Regions from separate parts of the Homo sapiens genome. Here region 1 is linked to region 2. The links are chromatin loops, found by intact Hi-C in ENCODE. Cell type or tissue: mammary epithelial cell. All regions are shown on one strand. Region 1 overlaps LOC101928354 (a long non-coding RNA gene). Region 2 overlaps DTNBP1 (dystrobrevin binding protein 1).

What was found. A loop is a pair of places that touch in the nucleus more often than their neighbours do. Peaks named below come from ENCODE experiments on the same cell type or tissue, not always from the same donor. Only the 100,000 strongest peaks of a DNase experiment are listed, where the experiment ranks them.
Region 1: it touches region 2 in a loop (4-fold over the local background); 2 of 110 quality-filtered maps call a loop at or near these places.

What each region holds. Positions count from the first base shown.
Region 1 is chr6:14,706,425-14,714,424 of GRCh38, forward strand. All of the region lies in intron 1 of LOC101928354 (a long non-coding RNA gene), which reads right to left. Among named protein-coding and RNA genes, the nearest start is that of LINC01108, 420 kb to the left of the region's middle. RefSeq lists an enhancer at 1-673. In mammary epithelial cell, a CTCF peak has its summit at 4,823 (motif pointing left); DNase peaks (open chromatin) are centred at 157, 4,907 and 6,697; H3K27ac peaks cover 3,976 bases.
Region 2 is chr6:15,619,286-15,627,285 of GRCh38, forward strand. All of the region lies in intron 5 of DTNBP1 (dystrobrevin binding protein 1), which reads right to left. Among named protein-coding and RNA genes, the nearest start is that of DTNBP1, 40 kb to the right of the region's middle. RefSeq lists an enhancer at 2,470-2,569. In mammary epithelial cell, a CTCF peak has its summit at 4,422 (motif pointing left); a DNase peak (open chromatin) is centred at 2,626; H3K27ac peaks cover 351 bases.

The DNA of each region.
Region 1 (8,000 bases), 910 kb before region 2:
GATGTACTTCACAGATGTGAGTTGTGCTTGGGAACACGACTCAGAGACTGCGTGGCTCTGACACAGGCATCAGGCGTGTGCAGCTCCCCCGCAGTTTCCCACAGCTTCACCGTCATCCACTCTCATGTCCCTTCAGAGTGCTGCCCACTTCCCGCCCAGCAAAGGACTGCATTACTCAGCACACAGCGACCCCTGACTCAGTCGATGTGGGAGGAGATCGTCATCAAGGCTGATGTGAGTCTAAGAAACATCCTGACTGGCCTAAGAAGACCATCGGGACTTGCCAAGTGGCCCCAGCTCATGGGGTTCATTCCTTCTTCTCTTATTGTGTTTAAAAGTGGTATAATTAGCAACTTGTTGAAAATGCTGGCTTACTTCCCGTTACCAGGGCTCAGCACGCCATACTCCCAATCATTGGTCCAAGCAGACATGTTTACTAAGTGAGTGGGGGATGAGAAAGAGAAAGGACAGATGTGAGGGAAATAGACAGAGCTGAATAGCACCTCACAATGAAACACACGAACTCCTGGGAAATTCTCATTTTAACACAACTGTAGTTCCCATGCGTTGGAACCTAATGTTTACCTTCATAACGGCTCCATCAGAAAGGCACTGTCATCATATGAGAAAACCAAGGGTGAAAGATTAGGTAATTTGCCCAAGGTCTCTTTAATATCTTCCAAATATATCTGCACTTGTTTCCTACTTGGACTCATTTAATGAGTTAGGAAATGAGGGAGCTGAGTTTCCAAACGAAGCCTAATCCCTGCTCTTTTGACCTCTATAAAATCTATCAGAATATTAACAAAGGGTGTTTAATAAAATGAGTTTGGATAGAGAACAAAGAAAACCCAGAGGTATTTGGAAAATGGTTTGTTCCAAGATCTTCTAAGTTAGCTATCTCATCATTGTCATGTTATTCTTGCTACTGCTGACAACCTAGCTTCCTGTATATAAAGAAGTATCAAAGAAAATACTTAATATTCTGCTTTCTTCACAAATACTCTCCTTCCAACTTCCCTTATTTCTTTTCCTCAGCTCATTTCTGTGTTGGCCAATCAAGGTCTTCCCAGGACTTCATCAGCATGAGACCAGCTCCACCTCCACACCTAACACAGCAGGTCTCCTCCAATTTCCCAAGAATCCTCTCTGAAGTCTGGCAGACCTTGTATTCAGCTGTATAAATGCTGCCTTCATCAGCAACCAAGACTTCATCTTCCCAGGCCCTCTTTGAGCCAGCCCCACCTACACCCAATCCTGGCTGCTTGAATTACAAACACACCTAGAGAAGGGCTTGTGACCCCTAGACCTGGCCCACCAGTGGCTTCTGCCATCCAAATACAGCTTGGCCCTGACAGGTACTTAGTAACCTGGTATTTGTCCTTCATCCACTCCCTGACTCCTTCCCCAGAACAACAGTTAAAGACCTTCTCACCTTGTCTTCAGCCCCATTCCTGGTTGAATAATACCCTTCTCCTCCTTCACCGAATAGCCAGAGCCCTTCTAGAGTCAACTTTGCTCTGAGGCCCCCTTTATCTGCATGCATCCCTTTCTCCTGCCTCTCCCCCTTCCTTTCCCTTGTCTTAAGACCTATTCCCCCTCAACAATCCTCTACAAATCCTGCCCTGGGTGTTTCCTTCCTCTGCTGAGGTCCTGAAGCACTTCTTATTGGCAACCTTCATTTGGCTTTGAAGGTACATTGCCAAATATCCCTTATCTTTTTTTTTTCCCTTTTCTTCTCTTCATATTTTAAATTGCACAAACAACAGTCTGGCTCATCTCTTTCTATGCACATATCCTGTCTACCCAACCCAATTGGGTGTCCTCCAATGCTTTGTCCTTCCCATCTGCTCATCTCCCTCCTAATGATTCCCTTGGAGAGGGCTCATCCACTTGCAGAGCACCATGGATACTACACAGATTCTTGCCACCAAACCTTGTTCAAGCCCCCCTGGCCTTACCGGCCTTTCTCCTTCTCCCAATTAATCGAAATCTGCACTCTTTCCTCAAGGCCACCTCACATTCCAATCAAGCCTTCTCCAACAAACACAGATCCACAACTACCTGTTTCTCCTCTGACTTTCTATAGATATTTTAATGCTTATATATAGTCTTGTTTTATTGGACCTCCTTTTGGACCGTAAATACAGTGAGAGTTTCCTGAGGACAACGACCAAGGCCTCAGCGTTGTGTTTCCCTAACATGGTGCTAGGTATTCTGAGGGTGCTTATTCATTACGTGCTATCTATAACACATGCAAAAAATAAAGCATAATTCAGACTTTTAGTTTCAAATATGGCACAGTAAACTAAAGCCCTAGTAGCTCTAAACTGAGCAAAGTCTGCAGCTAAAACTGAGCAAAAAATCTAAACCCTTGGAGTGAAGGATTTTGTGTATTTAAGAATCTCCTTTCAGCCGGGCATGGTGGCTCACACCTGTAATCCCAGCACTTTACGTGGCTGAGGCGGGCGGATCATGAGGTCAGGAGTTCGAGACCAGCCTGGCCAACATAGTGAAACCCTGTCTCTACTAAAAATACAAAAAATTAGCCAGGCATGGTGGCACATGCCTGTAGCCCCAGCTACTCGGGAGGCTGAGGCAGGAGAATCACTTGAACCTGGGAGGCAGAGGTTGCATGAGCCGAGATCGCGTCACTGCACTCCAGCCTGGGCAACAGAGCAAGACTCCATCTCAAAAAAAAAAAAAGAGAGAGAATCTCCTTTCACAGGGCACCAAGTTCAGTGACAGTGCAGAAAGCACCCAACTTCACAGGGTTGTCTTATCTGAGAGCAGAAACGCAACACCTTGAAAGAGCCTGTCTGGATCAAGAATTCAGCCCTCATTTTCCTAAGTGGAAAGTCTCATGTGGCCAAGCAAAGGTGACCCGATGAAAGCCAGCGTGTTCAGCCTCCTTTCAAATCGGCAGCCATAATTGCTACTCGCATTTAACATGGCACCAATCACAACCGTGTTCTGGGGCCAAGAACACTGGCCAGCTTACCACCTTCTGAAACTCGGGTGGCTGAGATCCAAGGCCAACAAGACTGAAGAGATGAGTCGCAGCAGTGGAACCCAACAGCTGCCACTGTAATTCAGGGAGCGTCCCCATAATCTGGCAGGGCAGAGTGGAACCTGTCATCCCCAGGAATTAGGGACAATTCAACCTGCAACCCTCAGAAGTTAGGTCTCCAGTAACTGCTACTGTTAAGAAAGTCCTCTCTTGCCTCTTCCTGGTTTGCAAATGTTGCTAGCCCTCTTGGATTAGCGAGCTAGGCCCCGTCTCGGAAGCGAGGTGTGGCACTTCACCCAGCAGACACACCCTCACAGACAGTCCCCATGTAGATGACAAGAAAAAGCTGACAACCAACGGTCCCAGGCTCTTCCATTATGATTGAAGCTCATGGGAGCTCGGCATCACTTAAAATGTTCTGTAAAGTTCTCAGGATGGTATTTAATAAGGCAGCAATTCAGTGTCAGTTCAAAAGCCATTTGGGGTGGAAATGGAGGGTAAAGTTGAGATGTCATAAACTCAGTAGCTTCCAAATTTTATTACAGGCTTTTTCAGGTCTAACAATAGCAATTTGGAGAAGGGAGAGAAAAGACATTACTCAGTCTTCAAAAGTACACCCCAAACTCATGCGAACTGTGAGCTGACACTGCCATCTGCTCTCCCTGACATGTGGTGTGGGAAGCATGATTACCATTTTCCTCTAAGGCCAGCGTCCTCTTTAGGATTCTCCCTCTAGCACCGGGCCTAGGACAGTCTTAATCCTGACAGTCCAGAACTTCAATTTTACTATTCACTCAACAAATACTTTTCAAGCATTTATATGCGCCAGACACTGTTATAAAGTCTGGGATGTAGCAATCACTAAAGTAGGAAAAGTTCTGCCTTGTTGGGGTGTTTATTTGCTAGTTAGGGGGACACAGGAATTAACAAATAATCAAGTATGAATAAACAGACTATCAGATGGTGATAGGTGCTATGGAAAAAGCAAGGCAGATTAAGAAGGACAGAAATCATCCAGGCAGGGGTGGGGGGAGTGGGGGATGTGGATTATGTGGTGCGGTCAGGGAAGGTCTCACTGAAGAGGTAACATCTCAGGAAGACCCAAGCAGGGGAAAGAGAGGCCATGTAGAATTGCAGGGCAGGGTTTTTCAGGCAAAGGGATCAGAAAGGGCCAAGACTGTGAGGCAGGAGAGGGATTGGTGTGTTTACAGAACAGCAAGGGGCCAAAAGGAGCGAGGAATGACGGTGACAGTGGAAGGAGCTAAGACAGGAGAGGTGGCCGGAAGCCAGATCGCTTGCAACCTTGCAAACCATTTTAAGGACTTCACCTTTAACTCAGCACATCAGTCAGGGCCTAACCAGGAGACAGAAGCCACACCAGTTATTTTAACACGGCTAATTTAATATAAAGAATAATTTTCTAGGAATAAAGTCTTAACCAGGTAACTGAAAGAGTAAAAAGACAACTCTAAGGTGTCTTTCGTATAACAACTTCAGGAAGCTCCACCCCTGGGGCTGGCAGAAGAAAAAGGGGGCTGTCGGATAATTAAAATTTAGAAGCTTAGAAAACAGTCCCATGGGGCTAGAACCCAAACCTCAAAGATGGGGCAATGGCAGTCAGTGCTGTGGCCCTAAAAAGGCACAATGAGTCTGGTTCTTGAGTGTAGGAAAAATTGCAACGTAGATTGAACAGCTGCTACAGGAAGAAACTGCTGCTGCCAAGATGAAGCAGCAGTACTGGGGTGCTGCACACAGGAGCCACAGGCAGACAGGATACCCATGGGAAAGAGTAGGAGCCTCTCTAGCAACCCCTACTGGCTGAGTGCAACAAGGAGCCCAACAAAGGAGAAATGCAGTGTTCAGGGGCCCAGCATAGAATCAAGTATTGAAGGAAGGCTTTGGAGCTGAAAGATGATAACTTACTAACTGGAACTCTCTGAATGAGATAAGATTTTGAGCAAGGAAGTGACAAAAGCTGACTCACTCTGACATCTGTGTTGAAAACAGACAGTAGAGGAGCAGCAACAGTGGAGGAGGGAAGGAGTGGATGGATTCTGAATACAGGCATCCCACTGGATTTGCTGATGGTGTCCATGTGAGCTGTGAAAGAGAGGAGTCAAGGGTGACTCCTTCATCGAGGCCTGAGTAACTGAATGGAGACAAATTTACTGAGGGAGCAGGGAGAGCAAGGGGGCAAGAACAAGCTTGTTAGGTCAGCTTAGGTGTGAGGTGCCTGTTAGAAATTCAACTGAGGGGCTGGGCGCCTGTAATCCCAGCACTTTGGGAGGCTGAGGCGGGTGGGTCACCTGAAGTCAGGAGTTTGAGTCCAGCCTGGCCAACATGGTGAAACCCCACCTCTATTAAAAATACAAAAATTATCTGGGTGTGGCAGACACCTGTAGTCCCAGCTACTCAGGAGGCTGAGGTGGAAGAATTGCTTGAGCCCAGGAGGCAGAGGTTGCAGTGAGCCAAGATCGTGCCACTACACTCCAGCCTGGGTGACAGAGTGGGACTCCATCTCAAAAAAAAGAAAGAAAGAAATTGGACTGACAATGACAGCAGGCAGTTGCATCCCCAAGCCTGGGGAGGGTTTAAGTTAGAGATATAAATTTGAGGCTCACCCATCATATAGATGGATTTTAAAGCCACATGATTGAATGAGATCATGCGTGTCATCTCAACGTCACTTAGAATATGACATGGCTAAGAATCAGCTCTGGAATCAGAATGATGTCAATTTGAATTCAAACTCTATCGTCACTGGATTTTCTCAGATGTTCTAAGCCCTGATTCCCTCATGTGTAACCTAGAGATGATACTAATCATGCTGACTACACTGATCTTATGTACGGATTAGATTCAGTAACGTAAGGAAAGCCCTTACACCAGTGCCTGATATCAACTCTTATAAATAAGAGTTATTATCATTATCATAGTTTTATGATATTATTAGTAGTCAAAGATAGCCAGAGCCTAGAAAATTAGGCTTCTAAGACCCAAAAGCAAAGAGACCTGAATTGTACTAAAAAGACAACTTATTAATTGTAGGAGAAGATACAGTGGCATCTTATGTGAAATAGGTATATAAACCATGACTCTGAATTACTGTGGCTTTCCTTTTACAGATACATTTATTCGGAGTACTAAAAATTTTTTTTTTTTTTTTTTTTTTTTTTTTTTTTGTAGAGACAGGGTCTCATGTATTGACCAGGCTGGTCTCCAACTCCTGGCCTCAGTGTCCCAAAGTGCTGGGATTCAGGTGTGAGCCCCCATTCCCTACCTCAAATGGTTTCTAATCAGGCCAATTCTCCTGACCTGTAACAGAGCCTGCCCTAGCTCTCAGAATTCTGCTGCAGAATGGGCTAGCAGTCAAGTTTGTTCTTCTCCATGAGAAGGTTTAGCACCTGGAGAGTTGAGAGGTAAGTTTGATGTACATGAGGACTGTTCCTCTGGTTTGTGAATAACCAGCCAGGGAGTAAAAAAAAGATGCCAGACAACCCTCACAAAGGAAAGAAGGAAGGGAAAGACAGATCCACAAAACGATTCTAAAGGAACATTATTAGCAAATCCTTTAAAATACCAAAACTGAGTGTGCAGGGCAAGACCAAGATAGAAACAGAATGCTTGCCTGGGGACAAACTATGGAGACATCAGCATGTGCCTGTCGTGAGTGAGCTGCTGATGAGTCAGGAATGAGCACAGCCCCAGGGTGACTCCGAGACCCTGTGCACCCGTCACCACTCACTCCTAGTTGGCCTGGGAACAGAGCCCCATCCTCCATTAATTGTTCACCTCTCATTAAGCATTTTTGCATCAGGCAGCCATTCCTTTCCAAGAGCTCAATTGCAGGGTTATGTAAGGTTCTCCTGTATTCCTGGCCGGAGAACTGAGACCAGCTGCCTGTCCAGGGCGCTCCCTTCCTAGGCGGTAGGTCACTCCAGGAAACCAAACGGCAGATTACAAAGCCTAGAAAACACAGCAGGGGAGTAGAAGAGGCTGGATGTCCTCCCAGGCTGCTCTCAACTGTAGAGAGCAGAAAATTCTCTGCTTCCTGAACCCCGAGTATGAAATCAAATCTCCCCATCCCCAGGTTGGTGTGAAGGACCTTTCAGCCAAGTCTCTCCACGACCACCTTGGATGATATCAAAGCTCTTCCCATTGTTCTTCTGCTTCCAGAGCCTTCTCCCACACAAGTTCCCAACCCTTTCACCATGTGAAAAACTCCACCATCCAAAGATTCTATTCCAAACAGCTGTTCCTGGATGCGAGGAGGGATCCATCTAGAACAGTGATTCTCAACCCTGGCTGCGCTTTGCAGCCTCCAGGGGAGACTTTAAAAGTGCTGATGTCCAGTCTCCACCCCAGGCTCTCTGGGAATGCGGCTCAGGCACCAGTATTGTTTTTAAGTTCTTCAAGTGTTTTGACTGTGCAGCTGCATTTTAAAACTAATTGTTTTCGACTATAAATTCCCTTCAGTATACTAAAGCCATTGCCGACCCTCAGGGTTGTTTTTCTAAGAACGCATGATACGACTGTCATCGTGATAGTTGCTATAAGTTCCTTCTTCTCTCCCTCTGTTAAAAGATACACCTTAGACAAATAAAATTTAACCGAGTTTAATTGAGCAAATAATGATTCGTGGATCAGGCAGCCCTTGAACCAGAATAGGTTGAGAGGGGCTCCAGCATAGCCACATGGTGGAAGACTCATGGACAGTAAAAGGAGAGTGATGGACAGGAAACAGAAGTGAGGTACAGAAACAGCTGGATTGGTCACAATCTGGTGTTTGCCTTACTTGAACAGGGCTTGAACAGTTGGCCCCCTGTGATTGGCCAAAATTTGGTGATTGGCACAATAATAGATTACAGTCTGTTTACATGTCCAGGTGGGTGACCATTTACTGTGTACAGAGAAACCTTTAGGCTGAACTTAAAATATGTAGGGAGATAGCTTTAGGGCTAAACTTAATTTAACTCCCTCCCTTCCTCCC
Region 2 (8,000 bases):
CTGTGTACATGTATCAAAAATCACACTGTGCCCTATAAATATACACAATTATGTGTCAATTAAAAATAATAATAAAAGCAAAAAATATACGTAAATACTTAAAAATTTTTTAAAAGAAAAGAAACTGGGAGAAAATCATTGCAGAACATACATGATAAAGGACTGTTATCCAAAATATTACAAAGTACTCAATTTGCAACTGAGGGACAGTCTACAAAATATCTGATCACCATGTCTCAAAAAATTGTCATGGTCATCAAAAACAAAAAATGTTTGAGAAACTGTCAGAGCCAGGAGGAGCCTAAGAAGACAAGATGACTAAATTTAATGTGGTCTCCTGAATGAGACCTTGGAACTGAAAATAATATTAAGTAAAAAAAAATTAATAAAGTATGAATTTTTATTAATGAAGATTTTATTTTTAATTAATCTTTGTTTGATCCAAACAGCTATTAGATAATCCAGAAGTGTTGACATTTTCTCTTTTTATCCTCCTCTCAAGCATTTATCCTTTGAGTTAGAAACAATCCAATTACATTCTTTAAGTTATTTTAAAATATACAATTAAGTTATTATTGGCAATAGTTACCCTACTGTGCTATAAAATAGTAGGTCTTATTCCTTTTTTTTTTTTGACACTTTCTAATATCCTAAATTTTAACTCTATTAAATATTTGTGCTTATAAAAACTCCCTCTCCTCTCTGCTAGGGTGTAAGGCTTAAAAACATGAATTTGGTCGGGGGGGAATAACATTTTATTCAAAAGTGAAAATTTGATGACAAGCAGTTTAGCAGTTTTCTTCAGACATTTTAGGTACTGACTTTTATCATATTAATATATCACGGTAAATCTGGAAAAGGCTAATAATAATGTAGTTCATGGTGCTTTTGAATCTAGCTTCAGGGACCACATCAAACAGCTACTATATGTGATTATGGAACGCTTAAATGAAACAATTTGTAAAATCTAAATTTTAGCCAATAACTGTATTTAAGATTTTAAAGAATGTCATAAATGGTACATAAGGAGTTTATATGGGGGAATCAGGCAAAATGATGTACTGCCATTTATATATATATTTTTTTGTAGAGACGAGACCTCACTATGACCTGGCTGGTCTTGAACTCCTGGGCTTGAGCGATCTTCCTGCGTTGGCCTCCCAAAGTGCTGGAATTACAGGTGTGAGCCACCCCACCCAGCCTACATTGTTTTTTGTTTTATTAAATGAAAAACTGACTAGGAGATTCAGCTTGGGAGCTAGTACTCCTAGTACTAAAGAAGCAATATTCAGCTCATTCTGTTATAACTAGTCTGACATGGTCTTAAAATGTATAAAACACTATCATAGCTAATAGGATTATTTAAAAGGCTGTTTCATTTTGATTAGTGATAAAAACTAGAATAGTTAAATTTAATATAGACTCCATTTAACTCTAAGCTACTTGGTGCATTCAGTATCGTGCATGTATGCTTAGCATATGGGGGACGGGTTAAGAGCTAGGCTTTGAAGCACAAGCTTAAAAACCCAGCTCTGCTCCTGCCAGATGAGATGCAATGTGATACCTCGTCTGTGAAGAGAGAGCTAACAACACATATCTTGCAAAGCTGTTAAAAGGATTAAATGAGCCGAAGTACCTAAACTTAATACTTGACAGTAAATAATTAATGTTTGAATATAAAAAATAGAGAAAATTTTTAGATTAGCTAAGTTTTATATTTAATAAAAGTGATTGAAAACTAATAATTTCATTGACCAGTAATGATCATGATGTAAACAAGATCTATGGATCTATTAGATCAAAATGTCAACAACATTTTCATTTTTATCTTACAAACTTACACACCTATAAGTTATTTTCCAGGCTATAGTCTTAGACTTAAGATCTCCTACAGGTAAAAGGAATTAAATTTCAAATGATTTTTCTGAAAAGAAACTATGTAATGGAGCCAACAATTATTCTATGCTGGAAAATGTGTATGTTCTTTTTACCTCTTTAATCTTTATCTGGACAGATGGCAATTTCCATTTAGATTCTAGCTCTGTTGGTTGACTACAGAGCTAATGAGGCCAGGAACTTAAATGAGGTTGATCTCTAGGCAGGCCAATTAATTTCTCACAGACAGAAATTCTGTTCTAGGTACAAATTGTACTTGCTGCCCTAGTCACTCTTTTGTTAATAACGTGGGGACCAGATGAAAACATGTGAGTGGTTTATCAACCTGGAATTCCTAATGAGAAACAAACTGTACATACTTCTGAATAGGACGGCCTCATGCTCTTGTGCTGAATGACAAATTTAGACTAAAAATGCTTGAAATAGTCCGTGGTCATTTTACTGCTAACACCAAATTCATATTTATGTTCTCCCCTTTAAAAAGCTTCACAGGCTCCCCAGCCCTTTCAAGTTAAACTCCTTATCATTCAGAGAGCTACTGCTCTCTGGCCACAAACTGTTTACTTCACTTCTTTCCTTCACATATTCTACATTACAGCAAAACAAGAGGAGTACTGAGCGTTGGTGCCTCCTCCTCCTTGCCTCTGCCTGTCCCTAACCCCGGCCTGTCTTTTCAGGCTTAGGCCAGTGGCAGCCCGCCCTCCTCCCACAGGGCTCCCTTCCTCTTCTGTGCTTCCCCAGACCTTTCAGCCTCACACAGGACTCACATTCTGACTGATATCATCCAACCAGTTGTGTACTCTCATATCTCTCAGGAATCAGTAAGGGCCTTAAAGGTGCAGACTGTATTTTTGCTTTTTTGCTATCCCCTAATAACCCTGTCTGTTGAATTCAATAAAGAATAATTTCTGGTGATAGAATGATTTTATTACTCTAACATGTAAAATAACTGAGAAGGCAAAACTATTCATGGTCATCTAGTTTAAATATTAAGAGACTATGCCAAATTTTGTAAAAGAATAAACATGAGCAGAGAACTTAGAAAACATTAAACAACATGATGATACTTTTAGTATATTAAACCAGGTCACATTATCAGTGACTTAAAACAGAAGAAATGATGAAAATTTTCCATTTTAACACTTAGCAGACTTGAAATCAGTAACAAAATATAAAATAATTGCATTGAAAAAAATAAAGGTTCATCCCCTTATATTAAACTTAAAAAAGCTCTTCATATAATAATGACAAGTACATACGTAATGTGTATTCCGAATATTTTATGTTGAATTTAAGTTAGCAGAAATTTAATTTCCCTGTCACAGCCTGCTCATTTCCTGTTGCAAAACAAGTTGCATATATGAGTACATTTGGTAACCAACTTAGGATGCATATACATAAAATACTAGCAGGCCTCCATGGACACAAATATACCTTTACAAGAAGCTCAAGCCTCACCATTTTGCTCGCTATAACAACCGCATATGTCTCATTTAGTGATCAGTGAAAGAGATAGGTAGAATTTTATTGTGAAAAGCCATTTGGGAATGCCTGACAGCTGTGCAAAAAAGAGCTTCACAAATTTTTGCAAGAAGGCCGTCCCAGAGGAAAAGCAATTCTGTTTGGAATTTTTCTTTGTGCCATTTGTTTCAAATACATATCATCTGTAGTGTAACCACTGATATATAAAGAATGAAGCAGCACACTAAAATTATTTCCCACTTAATGAGTTATTTTCTAACAAAATAATTAGCCTTATGGAACAAAGAACTCTCCTTGGCTGCAAACCCATAGGTCACAGAGGCCAGGTACTGAAAGACCACAAGACTGTTCAAATGCTTACGTTACACTTTTATGTACTAAGGTAATAAGGTAATGATGGTATGAATAAGGAAACTTTAAGAAGTACATTAACTTGCAAAAGCCATTATGGAACAAATGAGATCTATGTAGTAGCCTAAAAGGTGTCTAAGAGAATTAATGTGCCTCTTGAAGGGTCTAGCCTCAGAAAGGAACCTGGACATCTGATAATCTAGTCCATGAAAAACTGACAGAGCTATGATAATCTCTTTGTTAGATGCCCTCTAAAATTCTGTACAGAAAAAAGCAAAATAATACTGTATCAGGCTAGGTCAAACCAAAAGAAAAACACAAACTCAGTATACGGCTGCTATTCTCTTATATCTAAGAATTCTTATCTAAGAGTTAACAGCATCTTCTGGCTGGGTACAGTGGCTCAATCCTGTAATGCCAGAGCTTTGGGAGGCTGAGGCAGGAAGATCGCTTGAGTCCAGGAATAGTCTGAGGCTGCAGTGAGCTATGATCACATCACCATGCTACAGCCTGAACAACAGAGTGAGACTCTGTCTCTTAAAAAAATTAAAATTTTAAAACAAAAACAAAACCCAGAATCTTCTGTTCTAGATGAAGGGAACAGTCTTTTAAAAATAGGTCATATAAAATAAACTAAGAGAAAATTCAAAGACAAGGCTTTAACATTTTGAACTTCAATAAAGGAATAGGATTATACTACCCTCTAGTGGAAGTTCAAGATAATTCAGTATATACTTTTCAAACATATTTTTCCAGTTTTATGATTAAAAAGCACTGTGGTTTTTCACAGAATAAGAAAGTGCATAGAATCTGGATAAAAATATTCCATTGTATGCTTACACACCTTCAATGTACAGAATACTAATATCACCACATTGAATCTTGTGGTTTTGCATTCTAAACTGTTTTGCAGCACAAGCTAAACTGCCTAACATCCATCCAAACCCTCGTGTCACAGAATAATGGTTTTGTGAATTCGCAAAGGCTAGAGAGGCCCCCATTAGAACGTCAGCATCTTGATGGCAGGTGCCCAGCCTTGTTCACTGCTGTGTGTCCAGAGTCTGTACGCAGTGCGTGGTGCGTGGCAGATGCCCAGCATGTACCAGGCACTGTGCTAAGTGGTTACGTTTGTCATCTCCTTTAATCCTCCAAATACCTACAAGACAGGTATGCTCATCGTCATTTTGCAGACAAGAAAACTAAAGCTTGGAGCCATTGAGAAATCTGCACAGTTTTTAAAGTGAGGAAGTTGGATTGGGAGCCAAACCCGATCTGTCAGTTCATAGCCCTTGTTTTCCAGTTCCCAGCATACCCTTATTACTTATTTTTAAAACGACAAACCTTACCAGTAAGTATCAATTAAATAGGCTCCTGTAAGCTGGACTGAAGCCAATATGAATGGATCATCTGTTGTAACTTAACAATTCCCAAGGGGCTAGGTACCAGGAGCCATATTAATGAAGCCATGGGATAACACAGCTAAAAGCATCATCAAAAGTCCAAATTGCTCACATAACATAAATCCTTTGCCCTTCAATAAAAGCAGGGCCTCTAGAGAGCAAAGTAAGACCAAAAGAGTGAAGCAGCCTGGAAAATGGAGGGACTGACAGGATATGGTGTTACATTTGACAGTGAAAGGGCAACAAGTTCAAAGAAGTTAGGGGGACCCTGTGACTAAATATAATCGGTTACCATTTTCTTCTAAGTTTGTTTTTATTTTTTATTATTGCTTAACTATTTAAGCTTTGTAATATTATGTCAAGGTATTTGGGTAATAATAGGAGAGATTTTGAGGCTTCCAAAAAAAAAAACCCAGTAAATGAGTAAGCATTTAAAACACTAAATGTTTCCAAAATCTAAGACTGATACATAAATGCATCAAAATGAATTCATAAAGTACATTAATGGTACAGATACATGTTTACACAACTCACTCCATCAAATTTGGCTTCAAAGTGTTTGTTTTCCTACTGTAAAGAATATCGTCAGCAATGATTCTATAAAGCTTAAATTGCTTAGCTAAAAGCCTCATGATTTTAAAACAACTCTCTCTGGGCTTATTCTAGGCCAACAAATACTAACTAGGTCTCTAAAATTCCAAGTTTTGATATGCTATCTTCCACAGTCATTCATTACTAATTATAAATATCAGGCAAATAACAGCAATAGATTAAAACCCAAAGGAAGCATGTATTTCAAAGGCTAACAGATAATTCAGATTGGCAATATATATGAAAAGCAACCATCCAGACATACCTTCTAAAAAAAACTGAACTAACTCTCTAAAAAGAGCTCAATATCGGTTAGACATAGATGAGAGGAAAAAAATGACTCAAATTAATTTAGCAGTGATTAACCAGAACAGTATATCAGATAATGTTTTAGCTTTCATTTGTCTTTAGTGTTAGATGTTCTCAGATTACTAAAAAAGAGAGGATTCAAGTGAACATTTGGAAGGCCTACCTTGTGCATTTAAGAAGCCAAAATGCAGTTTCTGAAGAATAAGGTCATGTGTCACTAAACATCAAACATTTTTCAGGATATTAGAATCCTAATTGGGAACGAACATACAATATATTCTATGAAAGACTTATAGAGACTGCATTTTCTAAACAGAATTGACTATGAAAATAATGAGAACTGTGGCAGAATGCATTTAATCAATAGAGTGGTATTAAGCAAACAACAACTATCCGTAAACAGATTTACTCTCAGCTGGGGAAATAAAAGAGGTTATCATAAGAGAACATGTCTGCAAAGAAACATACAACCAATGAAAAGCAAGTGACTCAAAGAGATACAGGAAGATGAGCTGAAAGAAAGTGGCTAAGAAGAATGTTCCGAACATCTTAAAGGCTATGTCCAAGGCTTGGGAAGGACCATTACTATACCTGTAAGAGGAAACCAATGCAGACGGCAATCACAGCCATTTTACACTTTTCTAAGACCCAGAATCTCTTTTCCATGCCCTGCCTTCAGAAATAACAAAACACTGACCCTGAAAGGCATGGCAACAGCCAGGGGACTTGAAGAATACAGTTCATAGAGACCTACTGAGAGCTCCCATCCCACTGCCTCATCACCTCATCCTACTGCCTCATACTGATATTGAGGATATCATCAATGTGGTTGGAATCCTAGATGCATTTATAAATTTTATGATTCTGAGCAAGTTGCAACCTCTCCAAGCCTTAGTTTATCTGTAAATTGGGAATAATAAAAGCTACTTTTGTGGGGTTCTTGTGAGAATTACAGATAGTATCTGTAAATCATCTAATCATCTCTGACATACAGTAGGTGCTATAAACATTAGCTACTGTTATCAGCAACAGCACTCCAAATACTACGTATCTATTTTGTTCACACACAAAAAACTGTCTTATGACTTGCCAATTACTTGCCTTGTAAATCAGTCATGTTTTGCTTTGAATAAGGCAATATTAAAAACAGGAGGAGATAATAGGGTATCTTTAGCTTCCCACCTAAAAGACTAAAACAGGTTATTAGCTCATACAGACAGCTCCTACCTCCTACTTTACTAAGATCTTAAGCTTGATTAGGAAATAGTAAGCTGCAATATTATCCTTAGATGTGGCATCATCAAACATAAAAGATAATTTTCTGAATATAAACCCAAGAAAAAAAGAATACCAACATAATCCATCCAAATGAACAACGACAAAAAAATAAATTTCCACAGAGTATAAATTTAGCCAAACAGGTACCCTAATTTACTTTGTTGTTGTTGTTGTTTGAGACAAGGTCTCACTATGTTGCCCAGGCTGGATTCAAACTCCTGGGCTCAAGCACTCCTCCTGCCTCAGTCTCCAGAATAGCTGCAACTGCAGGCACGTGCCACCACACCCAGCACAAGTACCCTCATTTAACCAGGTTTGTTTGATCTCCAATCCGTTTGAAGAGAAAAAAATACACTACAAGACATGAAGTTCTAGCATATCTAAATTTTAAAAGCAACAATTTCTGGAATACATTCTACAGTAAGGACAAAGTCACCTAATCCATTTTCTATATGTATGCTTTTAAACAGAGACCAAATGTCAACAAAGACAACCTGAGTCACTTTAAGAATCAACATAATTATAATTATGTGTCCGGAGCTGACCTGAGGCAGAAACAGAACTAATTTCTACACTTTACATCATTTTCTGTGGAATCCTCAACTAATCAAAATATGAAATCATGATTTTCCAAAAAATCCTGTTAACCCAGAATTTCATGTGTTCCTGAAAAGCTCTGAAATTACACCAAAC